4 separate regions of the Homo sapiens genome follow, and regions 2, 3 and 4 are each linked to region 1. Evidence: chromatin contacts called from ENCODE Hi-C or POLR2A ChIA-PET data. All regions are on one chromosome and are shown on one strand. The core of a region is the stretch at or near the end of the contact, and the rest is flanking DNA. Distances in the headings are between cores, read along the strand shown. Region 1 holds the start of CITED2 (Cbp/p300 interacting transactivator with Glu/Asp rich carboxy-terminal domain 2). Region 2 has its middle 700 kb from the start of MIR4465. Region 3 overlaps LOC105378029 (a long non-coding RNA gene). Region 4 holds the start of IFNGR1 (interferon gamma receptor 1).

The links. Hi-C counts contacts between places; a loop is a spot of excess contacts on that map. ChIA-PET counts read pairs that join two places held with the same protein, here RNA polymerase II (POLR2A). Pooled maps may share reads with other maps.
Region 2: a loop to region 1 is called in a map with no recorded cell type, with 13 times the contacts of the local background. The contact joins the enhancer-like site here to the promoter of CITED2 in region 1. A Hi-C loop is called at or near these places in 2 of 37 single-sample maps with no recorded cell type and 4 of 50 pooled maps. POLR2A ChIA-PET finds 5 or more read pairs at or near these places in 1 of 52 experiments (HepG2).
Region 3: a loop to region 1 is called in a map of MCF 10A, with 5 times the contacts of the local background. The contact joins the enhancer-like site here to the promoter of CITED2 in region 1. A Hi-C loop is called at or near these places in 1 of 168 maps with a recorded cell type or tissue (MCF 10A). POLR2A ChIA-PET finds 5 or more read pairs at or near these places in 2 of 52 experiments (GM12878 and MCF 10A).
Region 4: a map of CD8-positive, alpha-beta T cell shows a loop between it and region 1 (4-fold over the local background). The contact joins the promoter of IFNGR1 here to the promoter of CITED2 in region 1. A Hi-C loop is called at or near these places in 2 of 168 maps with a recorded cell type or tissue (CD8-positive, alpha-beta T cell and naive thymus-derived CD4-positive, alpha-beta T cell) and 6 of 50 pooled maps.

What each region holds. Positions count from the first base shown.
Region 1 is chr6:139,373,190-139,375,957 of GRCh38, reverse strand. CITED2 (Cbp/p300 interacting transactivator with Glu/Asp rich carboxy-terminal domain 2) reads left to right here and starts at 1,310. Exons shown (of 2, transcript NM_006079.5): 1 at 1,310-1,545; 2 at 2,006-2,768. The coding sequence starts at 2,014. RefSeq lists silencers at 462-771, 942-1,321, 1,782-1,931, 2,502-2,601 and enhancers at 1,472-1,641, 2,152-2,211.
Region 2 is chr6:141,379,455-141,382,622 of GRCh38, reverse strand. No RefSeq gene overlaps it. Among named protein-coding and RNA genes, the nearest start is that of MIR4465, 700 kb to the right of the region's middle. Within about 2 kb of position 1,307, at least 2 of the 41 ENCODE cell types and tissues checked have a DNase peak (open chromatin) inside an H3K27ac peak, as active enhancers do.
Region 3 is chr6:141,420,186-141,422,994 of GRCh38, reverse strand. The region is part of intron 2 of LOC105378029 (a long non-coding RNA gene); the gene reads right to left. Among named protein-coding and RNA genes, the nearest start is that of GJE1, 710 kb to the left of the region's middle. Within about 2 kb of position 1,479, at least 2 of the 41 ENCODE cell types and tissues checked have a DNase peak (open chromatin) inside an H3K27ac peak, as active enhancers do.
Region 4 is chr6:137,218,098-137,220,811 of GRCh38, reverse strand. IFNGR1 (interferon gamma receptor 1) reads left to right here and starts at 1,427. Exons shown (of 7, transcript NM_000416.3): 1 at 1,427-1,569. The coding sequence starts at 1,485. RefSeq lists enhancers at 957-1,206, 1,057-1,787 and silencers at 1,247-1,476, 1,517-1,736, 2,197-2,246.

The sequences.
Region 1 (2,768 bases), core at 61-2,560:
AGGGGTTTTATTTGCAAGTCAATGAACCAAACGGGCGACCAGGCTCGTTGTGCCGCGTTGTGGAAGCAAGGTTATTATTATCGCCCATTGCCCCACTGAACAATTTCACTGAAAAGGAAGAGTCCCAGCCGTGTGTGTGCGCGTGGTGCCATACGGGACGTGCAGCTACGTGCCCACCTCCAGAACGACTTTATTTACAAAGCGATTACCACGTTATCTATTTGTTTTCCTTTTCCAGCAAGAGCAGCCTTACTCAGCCCTCAAATTTCTTAATTACAAACCCGTTTGCTTCTAAATCAACCCCAAACCGTCAGGCAGAGCCCGGAGGGAGGCTCTGCAAGTTTGTACACACCCCCACCTCCCGGATCCAGGGCAACAGCAGAAGCAAGTAACTGTGTATGTGCAAAAAGGTGGATCTGGGGACGAGGATCGCTGAGTTTGTTTACAGAGCAGAGACGCCTCAGCTCGGATGCCAAAGCTACCAAGAGCTGCAAACGCAAACTTAGCAGAAGCACACGTACCCCGGGAGCGGCAGGCGGGCCCGAAAGCGCGGACTGGAATTCCAGGGCGCGGGAGCGGGGGTGGCCGGGCCCTCGAGCGCGCTCCGTCCACCTGCAGCGGCTGCCCCTCCCCGCCCCCAGCTCCTGTCCTTGAAAGGAGTGGAGGAAAAAAATGCATCTACAAGCGGTGATCTAGAGTAGGTCTACCCACTGCCCGTATGAAAACACAAAGGCACAGCCTAGGAAGGCGCGCTCAGGAAAGGGCGCATTATTTGTCCGGGTCTTTAAAACCCAACTCGAGGAAGCACAGCCATTCTTCGCTGCCTGTGGAAGCTTTTGCAAAACCGGGGAGGCACAAGGGCACTCTGGAGGGCGGGGGGCGCTGGGCGAGTCCCCTTTTCCCGTAGAGAGCGGGGCAGATCGCTAGGTGAACCGAGTGAGAAAGCTGGGGGTGGGGTAGATCCAGCCTGAGGGGGGCGGTGAGCTCTCCTCGTGGCTATCCCGGCAGGCTCTACCTTCGGGCGGGGCGGCAGGGGAGGATTTTCCCCCTGCCTCGGGGGTGGCTGAGCCAACCTCGCGTTTCTGGGCCGGGAAGAAACCAGAGTCGGGGGGCGACGGGGCGACTGGGCGGCCCCCGGGCCCCGCAGCCTCTGCAGCACGTGCCGCGGGCGGCGGGGACGCGGCTCCGGGACCCGGTCCAGGGTGTTCGCGGTGTTCCGGAATCCGCGTCTTGGCGCCGCCCGCCCTGGAGGCTCTCGCTCCGCCTTTCCGAAATGCCTATATTAACTGTGGCCAAAGCCCTAAGAAACACAGCTCATTGTTGGCAGCTGCCGGGCGGTCCTGCCGAGCTGTGAGGGCAACGGAGGGGAAATAAAAGGGAACGGCTCCGAATCTGCCCCAGCGGCCGCTGCGAGACCTCGGCGCCGACATCGCGACAGCGAAGCGCTTTGCACGCCAGGAAGGTCCCCTCTATGTGCTGCTGAGCCGGTCCTGGACGCGACGAGCCCGCCCTCGGTCTTCGGAGCAGAAATCGCAAAAACGGAAGGTAAGCGCGACGGGCGAAGCTGGCTGGGGCTCTTGCCAGCCCAGTCCTCCGAGGGCAGGGTTTGCCCGGAGGAAGAGCGTGAGGCGAAGCTGGGGAATAACAACAGGATGTGCAACAACAGGATGAGGAGGGCTGATTTAATGCCTGAAGTTCGCAGCAGGGCTACGGGGCACTTCCTTTATTAGGCCACTTCGGGGAGCAAAGGGGGTGTGGGCTCGGGTCCCCCCGCCCGATCGCAGGGGAAGGGGCTGTTTGTGCAGCGTCCGGCTGTGTTATGAGTGGTAGCTCTTCCGTGGTGGCTAGCCCGGGTGCACAGGCTGTTAGTGGGATCTTGGGGGTGGTGGTTCGCAGCCGACGTGCGCCCGGGAATCCTGGGGGGCAGAGGCGAGCAAAAGTGGGGTGCGCTGTGGTGGGCGACACGTGTGGCGCGGGTCTCATTATCTGCCCTTTTCACTTCCAGGACTGGAAATGGCAGACCATATGATGGCCATGAACCACGGGCGCTTCCCCGACGGCACCAATGGGCTGCACCATCACCCTGCCCACCGCATGGGCATGGGGCAGTTCCCGAGCCCCCATCACCACCAGCAGCAGCAGCCCCAGCACGCCTTCAACGCCCTAATGGGCGAGCACATACACTACGGCGCGGGCAACATGAATGCCACGAGCGGCATCAGGCATGCGATGGGGCCGGGGACTGTGAACGGAGGGCACCCCCCGAGCGCGCTGGCCCCCGCGGCCAGGTTTAACAACTCCCAGTTCATGGGTCCCCCGGTGGCCAGCCAGGGAGGCTCCCTGCCGGCCAGCATGCAGCTGCAGAAGCTCAACAACCAGTATTTCAACCATCACCCCTACCCCCACAACCACTACATGCCGGATTTGCACCCTGCTGCAGGCCACCAGATGAACGGGACAAACCAGCACTTCCGAGATTGCAACCCCAAGCACAGCGGCGGCAGCAGCACCCCCGGCGGCTCGGGCGGCAGCAGCACCCCCGGCGGCTCTGGCAGCAGCTCGGGCGGCGGCGCGGGCAGCAGCAACAGCGGCGGCGGCAGCGGCAGCGGCAACATGCCCGCCTCCGTGGCCCACGTCCCCGCTGCAATGCTGCCGCCCAATGTCATAGACACTGATTTCATCGACGAGGAAGTTCTTATGTCCTTGGTGATAGAAATGGGTTTGGACCGCATCAAGGAGCTGCCCGAACTCTGGCTGGGGCAAAACGA
Region 2 (3,168 bases), core at 58-2,557, 2.0 Mb before region 1:
ATCATTTGAATTCCTCAGCTCTAACATTAACTGGGATCTACAATACATTTATTTGCCTACTTTTGTACCACCCCATCAATTCTATTTACCTGAATATCTATTACTGTTGATCTTTCTAATTAGCTATCCATATGTACTGCACACACACTTTACATACATATGTAATATATAAATTCAGTCTTAATATCATCACTCTAATTTTAGTTCAAATTATCTGAACTAAATATTGTAAACATAACAGTAATTATTCAGTGTAAACATTATTATATAGTAATTATTACACTATGAGTAGCAATATAAAAGAAGATAGAATTATTAATAAAAATTTAACTTTATTTTAATTAATATACACTGAGGATTAGTAATACTTTACTACTATTAAAATATTTTTACGTGGTCTTCAGTTTCCTATATAAATTAAAAATATTAAGTCTATAACGTTTCTCAGTATATTTAGGTGCTTTGACAAATGACAGCACAGACTGCAAATGCAAACTATCAAACAGCTAAAGAAAATCTCTGAAAATTTCTGTGTTTCTTATTCAATTTTTTGTTTTCATTATAAAATTATTTCTATGTACTTCAATACAACTTCTATAAATTGCATTGAGAAATTTAAGATGCATATCACATGCTTCCATGTTCATTATTTTTGCTAGTTTCTACATAGTTTCTATCAAAATTGCAAATTTAATCACAGTTAGTCATTAAATACTGTTAAATAGACTCAGCATCTATCATACAGATGGAAAATAAATCTAATTTTGAAACTTTTTTATTACCTTAGGTCACATAATTAGTTTCTCTTAAAATATGGAAATAATAAACTAATATTATTGAAATTAACTTTAATGGAAGTCTTCTAAATTCCCGACACATATAAAAAATCATTATTCAATGATTTTAAGAAGTAAAAAAATTAAGCATGGCCCATGTTTTCATATGTTTAGTATATTTATTATCAATAGTAGCATCTATGGAAAATACTTGAAAATTATACAATCCTGTCTCCTTTTTTGAGATATTATAGGACATTTCGAGTAGTTTACATTATTTGTAATAGTTGTTCCTTGATTATTCCAGTAAATATACTCTACTTAATCCTTTTTACAGGTATTATGTAAAATGTATACATAGTATCTGTAAAATGCGTACATAATATCTGTAAAACATCTAAAAATCTAAACATGGGAATGTTTCACAGGATTTATTTTGCTTTGTGTGGCTTTGCTTCTTTGTATTAGCTAAGAGTTAATAAGTCACTCTGATACTCTATATCTCATTCCAAAAAGACTTTGCTCCGTGTTCAATATGACTCATTTTCACTTTCTGTTCCGCTTTTTTTTTTTTTTTTTTTTTTTTTTTGAGACGGAGTCTCCCTCTGTCGCCCAGGCTGGAGTGCAGTGGCGCGATCTCGGCTCACTGCAAGCTCCGCCTCCCGGGTTCATGCCATTCTCCTGCCTCAGCCTCCAGAGTAGCTTGGACTACAGGCACCTGCCACCAAGCCCGGCTAGATTTTTGTATTTTTAGTAGATACAGGGTTTCACCGTGTTAGCCAGGATGTTCTCGACCTCATGACCTCTTGATTTGCCCACCTCAGCCTCCCAAAGTGCTGGAATTACAGGTGTGAGCCACCACGCTTGGCCCACTTTCTGTTCTTTTTACTTGTTGAATGGAGCAATATTGCAATCTTGGCAGTTAAATAATTCACCAAACATATTAAGCACAAGTTCTTTTTTATGTATATATTCGAATTTTTTCTGCCTCTGTGTTAAACTATAGAACATCTTATTTCTAAGGCAAAGAGGCCTAAACTATAATCTGGAGCAATGTGTTTTCCAAATCCCAAGTGTTACAGCATCTAACAGAAATGTTATCCAGACTTTCAAACTCTTCATTTGTATAAAGGAAAATGAAATAAAATTAACATTTATTTTGTTTTCACCCTACAACAGGGATTGAGATTTCTTAGCATATTATTTAACTTAATGTCACAATAATTCTGCAAGATAAAAACCATTATAACCTCTATTTATTTATTTATTTATTTATTTATTTATTTATTTATTTATTTTGAGACAGAGTTTCATCCTTGTTGCCCAGGCTGAAGTGCAATGGCGTAATCTCGGCTCATTGTAACTTCCTCCTCCTGGGTTCAAGTGATCCTCCTGCCTCAGCCTCCCAAGTAGCTGGGATTACAGCTGCCTGCCACTCTGCTCAGCTAATTTTTGCATCTTTGGTAGAGACAGATTTTACCATGTTGGTCAGGCTGGTCTCAAATACCTGACCTCGGGTGATCCACCAGCCTTGGCCTCCCAAAGTGCTGGGATTACAGGCGTGAGCCGCCATGCCTGGCCTATTATAATCATTTTTAAAGATGAAAAAGGAAAAGGAAGAGAAGAAAAGTGTATGTGTATTCTATTGTTTCATTTAGCATTTAACAATGGATAATAACTGAAAATGAGAAAGTTTGCCTTGTTAGAAACAGTATGGTGGTGTTTCATTTTGTTTTGTTTTTTGCCTTTATTACACTCTGGGTTTGTCCTGGTGTTGGGATTTCTAGTTCCCTTTTTTACCTCCATCTCTTTCTTTGTCGAACTCTTAAAATTCATATGTAAAAAATTAGTGAAGTATTCTGCTCATATAATTTGGGTTGAATCATTTTTCATTTATTTTTTTTCCTAATGAAGAATAAATATGAGTTTTTATTATTTAATTGAGTAAAAAACATTGGTTCAGATTTACATAATATGTTACTTATTCAGTAGAAATAAAACATATAATACAAACTTCACTATTTTATATAGAAATACAGAGTAGAGTCATCCAGAACCCCCCTACAGATGCCAAATTTAATGCATGCTCAAGTCTCATATAAAATGATACAGTATTAGCACATAACCTATATATATCCTCCCACCTACTTTAAATGAACTCTATGTTATTTATAATACCTAATACAATGGGAATGCTCTGTAAATAGTTGTTACTGTATTGCTTTTGTATTTGTATTTCTTTTTATCATGTTTTTTCCCCAGATATTTTCAATTCACAGTTGGTTGAATCTCTGAATGTGGAACCTGTTGATACAGAGGGACAGCTATAGAATTCTGAGTCCAGAAAAGATAGGCTTAAATGAGTAAAAAATCTTGATATTTAAGTGTAAAA
Region 3 (2,809 bases), core at 230-2,729, 2.0 Mb before region 1:
CTAATAAAGAGTATCTGCAGAACACTGTTATCTAATGTAGTAAATGATAAAATATTCCATCTCCTCTCCATCATCCAATTTGGAATTGCAATTGAGATGCCAATTATCTTCATTTCTATTTATTATTATATTGGTGGTTAAAAGCAGTGCAATAAAGCAACAAAATTAAATAAAATACGTAAAATTGAGAAAGAAAGAAACAAAACTTGCATTATTTATGAATGATACAATATATGTAAAATATTCAGAAATATCAGACAAATTGAATTAAGAAGTACATTTACCAAAGTTCAAGGATAGAAGGTCAATATACATAAATCAATTTTATATGTATATTCCAGAAAAGTAATAGCAAGTGGAAAATGCATTTAAACATATAAAATCAATTATAATAACGTCAAAGAAACATTACATTCCTAGAAATAAATCTGGCAAAACACATGGGAGAAGACTGTTCTGAAAGCTCTAGACATTAGGAAGATATTTTAAAGAACAAAAAATTATAATATGCCATGTTCACTGATGATAAAACACAATATTCTAAAGATGTAATTTCTCCCAAAATGAATGAATATATTCAACACAGTTCAAAATCTCTGCCAGTGTGTGTGTGTGTGTGTGTGTGTGTGTGTGTGTGTGTGTGTGTGAAAACTGACCAGGGGAAAATAAAATGTACCAGGAAATATGAAGTCATGAATACCCAAAGCAATCACGAAAATAAAAAGTAAAAATGGACCACTTCCAGATATGAAGATCTATTATAAAGTAATACTAATTAGAAAAGCATAGATGAAATGAACTATAAAGTTGAATAGAGAGCCCAGAAAGAGACCTAATCATATACAACTCCATGTAGTGTAATAACAGTGACAATGCTTATGTGAAAATCAATTTTCGACAGAATGCAGATCAAGATTTAACATATGAAACAGTAAAACATTGAGAAAAAACACAGAAGATTTTTCTAGTTGAGCCTGAGGTAGGCAAATATTTCTTAAGCAAGACATACAATTGCTGACCAAAAGAAAAATAATTCATAAAATGAACAATATTATACTCACAGAACTTCTGTTCCTCAAGGTATACTTCATGGTGAAAGGGCAACCCATAGAGTGGGAGGTGCTGTTCACTATATATTCATATATATGATACAGAATTCTTAATTGTAATGTATAAGGATCTCTTTCAAATTAATAAGATAAAGTAATGCAACTCATCATTAGTCATCAAAAAATGCAAATCAAAAGTAACATACTGTATTTATATACAACCATCAGAGTGGCTGAAATGAAATAGATAATGCCAAACTGGTAAGAAATTAAAGTATCAGAGGCTTCAAGTGAAGGGGTATATAGAAGTATTTGTACAATTCACAAAACCCTTAGGCAGTATTTACTAATGCTGAACACATGCATAACTTGTGACTCACTCCTGGGTACATCACCAAAGCAATGGCCAGCAGATTTCTCAGCAGACTATCGCAAGGACAAAAAACCAAACACCTCATGTTCTCACTCATAGGTGGGAACTGAACAATGAGAACACGTGGACACAGGAACGGGAACATCACACACCGGGGCCTGTTGTGGGGTTGGGGGAGGGGGGGAGGGATAGCATTAGGAGATATACCTAATATTAAATGAAGAGTTAATGGGTACAGCATACCAGCATGGCACATGTATACATATGTAACAAACCTGCACATTGTGCACATGTACCCTAAAACTTAAAGTATAATAAAAAAAAAGAAAAAGTAAATAAATGTCCAGCATGCGCCTGCTAAAATGTTTTTTATGGCACTACTTAGGCTAGTCCAAAATGCCTATTAACAACAGACTGAATAATAAATGTATGTTCATTCAGCAGAATACTATCCAAAAATAATAATATGTATCTTACGAGTACACAAAATATAAATGAATCTCTCAAAGAAAATATTGTTCAAAGGTGCTAGACACAAAGGATTATATTTTGTATTATTTTGTTTACATAAAATATTCAAACTAGAATGACAAACTTATATCTTCAAAAGTCAGGATAGTGTTTATCTTTGCTGGTGGGGAAAAGTGACTGGTGAGTGGAAGAGTACAAAATAGTCTTCTGGGAATTTGCCAACATCCTGTTTTTTAAGCTAATTGATACATACCCAGGTGTGCTGAATTACTCATTTATGATGCAGACACTTTCAATTTAATAGCTTAGCCAATTAAGTTATCTCTGTCCTGGTACAGTGTGCTTTCATTATTGGTTTTGCCCAAATATTAAATATGGACATATAAATCATGTCTATTAATATCTCTACTATGTTTGATATGTATATGCTCAAAGACTTCTAATACTGTAATATATAGATGGTGGTTGCAATCTTTGAGGTGGCAGAAATCACCCAGAAAGGAATAATACTGTAAAAAAAGAAGCTCAAGAACTAATTCCTTGGAAACAGCAGGGAGGCTAGAGTTTAGTCCATAACTATAACTAGTGCTTTTAAAAGAGACAGCAACATCAAACAGAGACAAGCCATACTCAGGTAACGATGAGAAGCTTCAGTAACCATATTCCAATAAGTTAGAGAAAGAAAAAGGAAATTCTTAATTCTACAATTATCATCTTTAGTTTCTGTTCAACCTTTTCCATCTGCCATGTCTTATTTCAGAGCTAATTGAGTGTCCAATTTTCCATCTCATTATTTCAATCCACCTTTCTGGAGAGTATATAAAAACAAATGCATAATCAATTCATTGCCAATACTCAAAACTCTTCAAATATTGCTCTGTTGCACATAGGACAGAGTACAAATTGAAATCCGTTA
Region 4 (2,714 bases), core at 178-2,677, 2.2 Mb after region 1:
GTTTACTGCCAGGGTAACCCAGCCTGTGACAAGTACCACAAAAATGTTTACAAACTGGATATCATATTTTGTCCTACTCCATAGACGCCTAAACGGTAAAGATCAGTTATTTATCCTTGCATCCTTACAACGACTAGAAGGTGTCTTTCATATAGTGGACATCAGAAACACATCAAAGGAAATATTCTCCCTAAACTTAGTCTAGATTGAGCTAAATTCTTCTGATTCAAAGTGTGGTCCTGTTGAAAGGGGCACCAGCATCCCCTGTGCATTTTGTCCGAAATACAAAATCTCAAGACCCAACCTGAATTAGAACTACTGAATCCAAATCTGCATTTTATCAAGATCCCCAGATGGTTCACATGTATGTTGAAGTTTGAGAAGTACTGAGCTAAGAGATTTATTAATACAAGTAAAATGATCTGGCTGATAATACCTCTAGTTTATATAGTGTCTTTATAAGGATTTTCCCTCTTTAAAAATTTTCCTTAACACTAGTAATCATGCAGTCTTTCACTCAACAAATACTAATTGAGTGCCAAGTAAAGATGTCAGCTCTACGGAGCTTACATTTTAGAAGGAGAAGAAAACAAATATCAAGGTGTATATTATAGTGTACAGCAAGGTGAAAAGTGCCATGAAAAAACAGTAGGGCGGGGTAAGGAGGAGGAGAAGGTGTGTTGCAATTTAAAATTTTTAACAAAAGTTCATGATACTCAGAGAATTGAAACAGGTGAGATCATTAGACATTCGCATGTTTGAGCACAAGCGCTGAAGGACTTAGCAATGTGGCTGCAGTGGAATAGGAGAGATGCAAAATAACAGACAAACCCAGAGAGGTAAGAGAGCAGACCTCTTCATGAGAGGCTGCCTGATAAACTGATTTGACACTGAATTGCTGAGAAGGTAATGCAAATAGTTTTTTTCTCCAAGAACAAAGTAGTTCTTGGTCAAGCCGATTTGATTTGGGCTGTGGGAATCTGCACAAACCATTTCACTAGCTAAGTCTCAGGTTCCTCAAATGAAAAAGCAGGGACTGGAAATGGCTTTTGAAGTCTCATTCTCTTCTAAAAATGTCAGGCTCCAAGACAACCAGGTGAAGTCCAAGAGTTAGTAAAATAAGGATTGTGGCTCGGCTGTGGCCTAATGCAAACTTGCACAACCCCAGGAAACCGAAAAAAACTGGAAGAAGAATTGCAGAATGGGGTGCCAGGTTGAAAGACCTTAACCTTTGCACTCAAATTCCTCCCACACCCAGAAGTCCAGGTCCCGACCGCACGACGCCGTGCTCACTGCTGGGTGCTGCGCCTGAGTCCGCCTCCTGCGGCTTCCCGGACTTGACCCCGCCCACGCCCTGGTCCCGCCTCCTGCCGACGCCGGCACAGACCCCGGTGACGGAAGTGACGTAAGGCCGGGGCTGGAGGGCAGTGCTGGGCTGGTCCCGCAGGCGCTCGGGGTTGGAGCCAGCGACCGTCGGTAGCAGCATGGCTCTCCTCTTTCTCCTACCCCTTGTCATGCAGGGTGTGAGCAGGGCTGAGATGGGCACCGCGGATCTGGGGCCGTCCTCAGGTACCGTCGTTCGCGGCAGGGCTGCGGCCGGGTCGGGACGAGAGGGAGGGAGGGATCCGCCCCAGCCGGGAAGCCCCGCCCCGCTTCTCCGAGGTCGCCCTAGCCCGGGACCCCTGCGTCGGGCCCTGAGCGGGCGACGGGGACGCGAGGTGGGGTCGCGAGACTGGGGCTCCGTGGTTTGAACTCGTCGGTTGCCTTTCTCCTGCCTCTTCCCTGGTTGCCGCCACAACAAATCACGCCGCTTGTTTTTCCGACTCTTGTAATCCACTTTTAAATACGATTATGCGCTGCAGAAGGACGTTGCTGGTCAATGTGGGACAGCGTGGTCTCAAAGATTATAATATCGTCTTCTTACTGTACCTTTTTTTATGGTTAGATACGCAGATACTCACTAGTATGCTACGGTTGCCTGCAGTGTTCAGTGCAGTGACAGGCTGTACAGGTTCATGACCTAAGAGCAGTAGGCTGTGTCATCTGGGTTTGTCTGGGTTTCTACTGCCCGAAGAAATTGCCTAAGGGGACATTTCTCCATTTCTCAGAACGGATCTCCATCGTTAAGTGACGCATGACTGTGAGTGTCCTGATCAGCATGTGGCATCGTGGTCTCAGTTCGTGGCTTAAATACTTCTTTCTTAGCGGGGGTGGGGGGGGGGACTCAAAGTGCTTAGGGTAGGAAAGTATGCATTATGTCGCCAGCTGAGAAGTAAGTGGCAGCTGAGAAGTAAGTGGCAGTCCGTCTTAGGTCTCAGTCTGGAAGTGGTGGATTGCCGGCACTCACTAGCAGATTTGGCAGTAGGTCTCTTCGTACGGGTTTGTTCTTCGGAGCATTTTATTTCCACCTGCTTATTGACATTTCCTAGAAAACAAATGTTGAGGGTGGCTTTTCTGAAGTGCAGAGTAATTGTGATTACGAGCTCCAGAGAAAACAGTAAACCTTTTCAATTCAGTTTTCTTTTTTTTATTATGATTTATGATTCATAGGGACTTTGAAAGGTCCACGTTTTGGTTCTGTGTTCACAACAATCTTCTGGAGTAGGCGTTATTTGTCTCTCTCTTTATGGACGAGAAATTGAGTTACGGAGAGGCCTGCCCAACTGGCAGAGAGGTCATAGCCACTCAGTGGGGAGCTGCTCAATTTGGCTCCA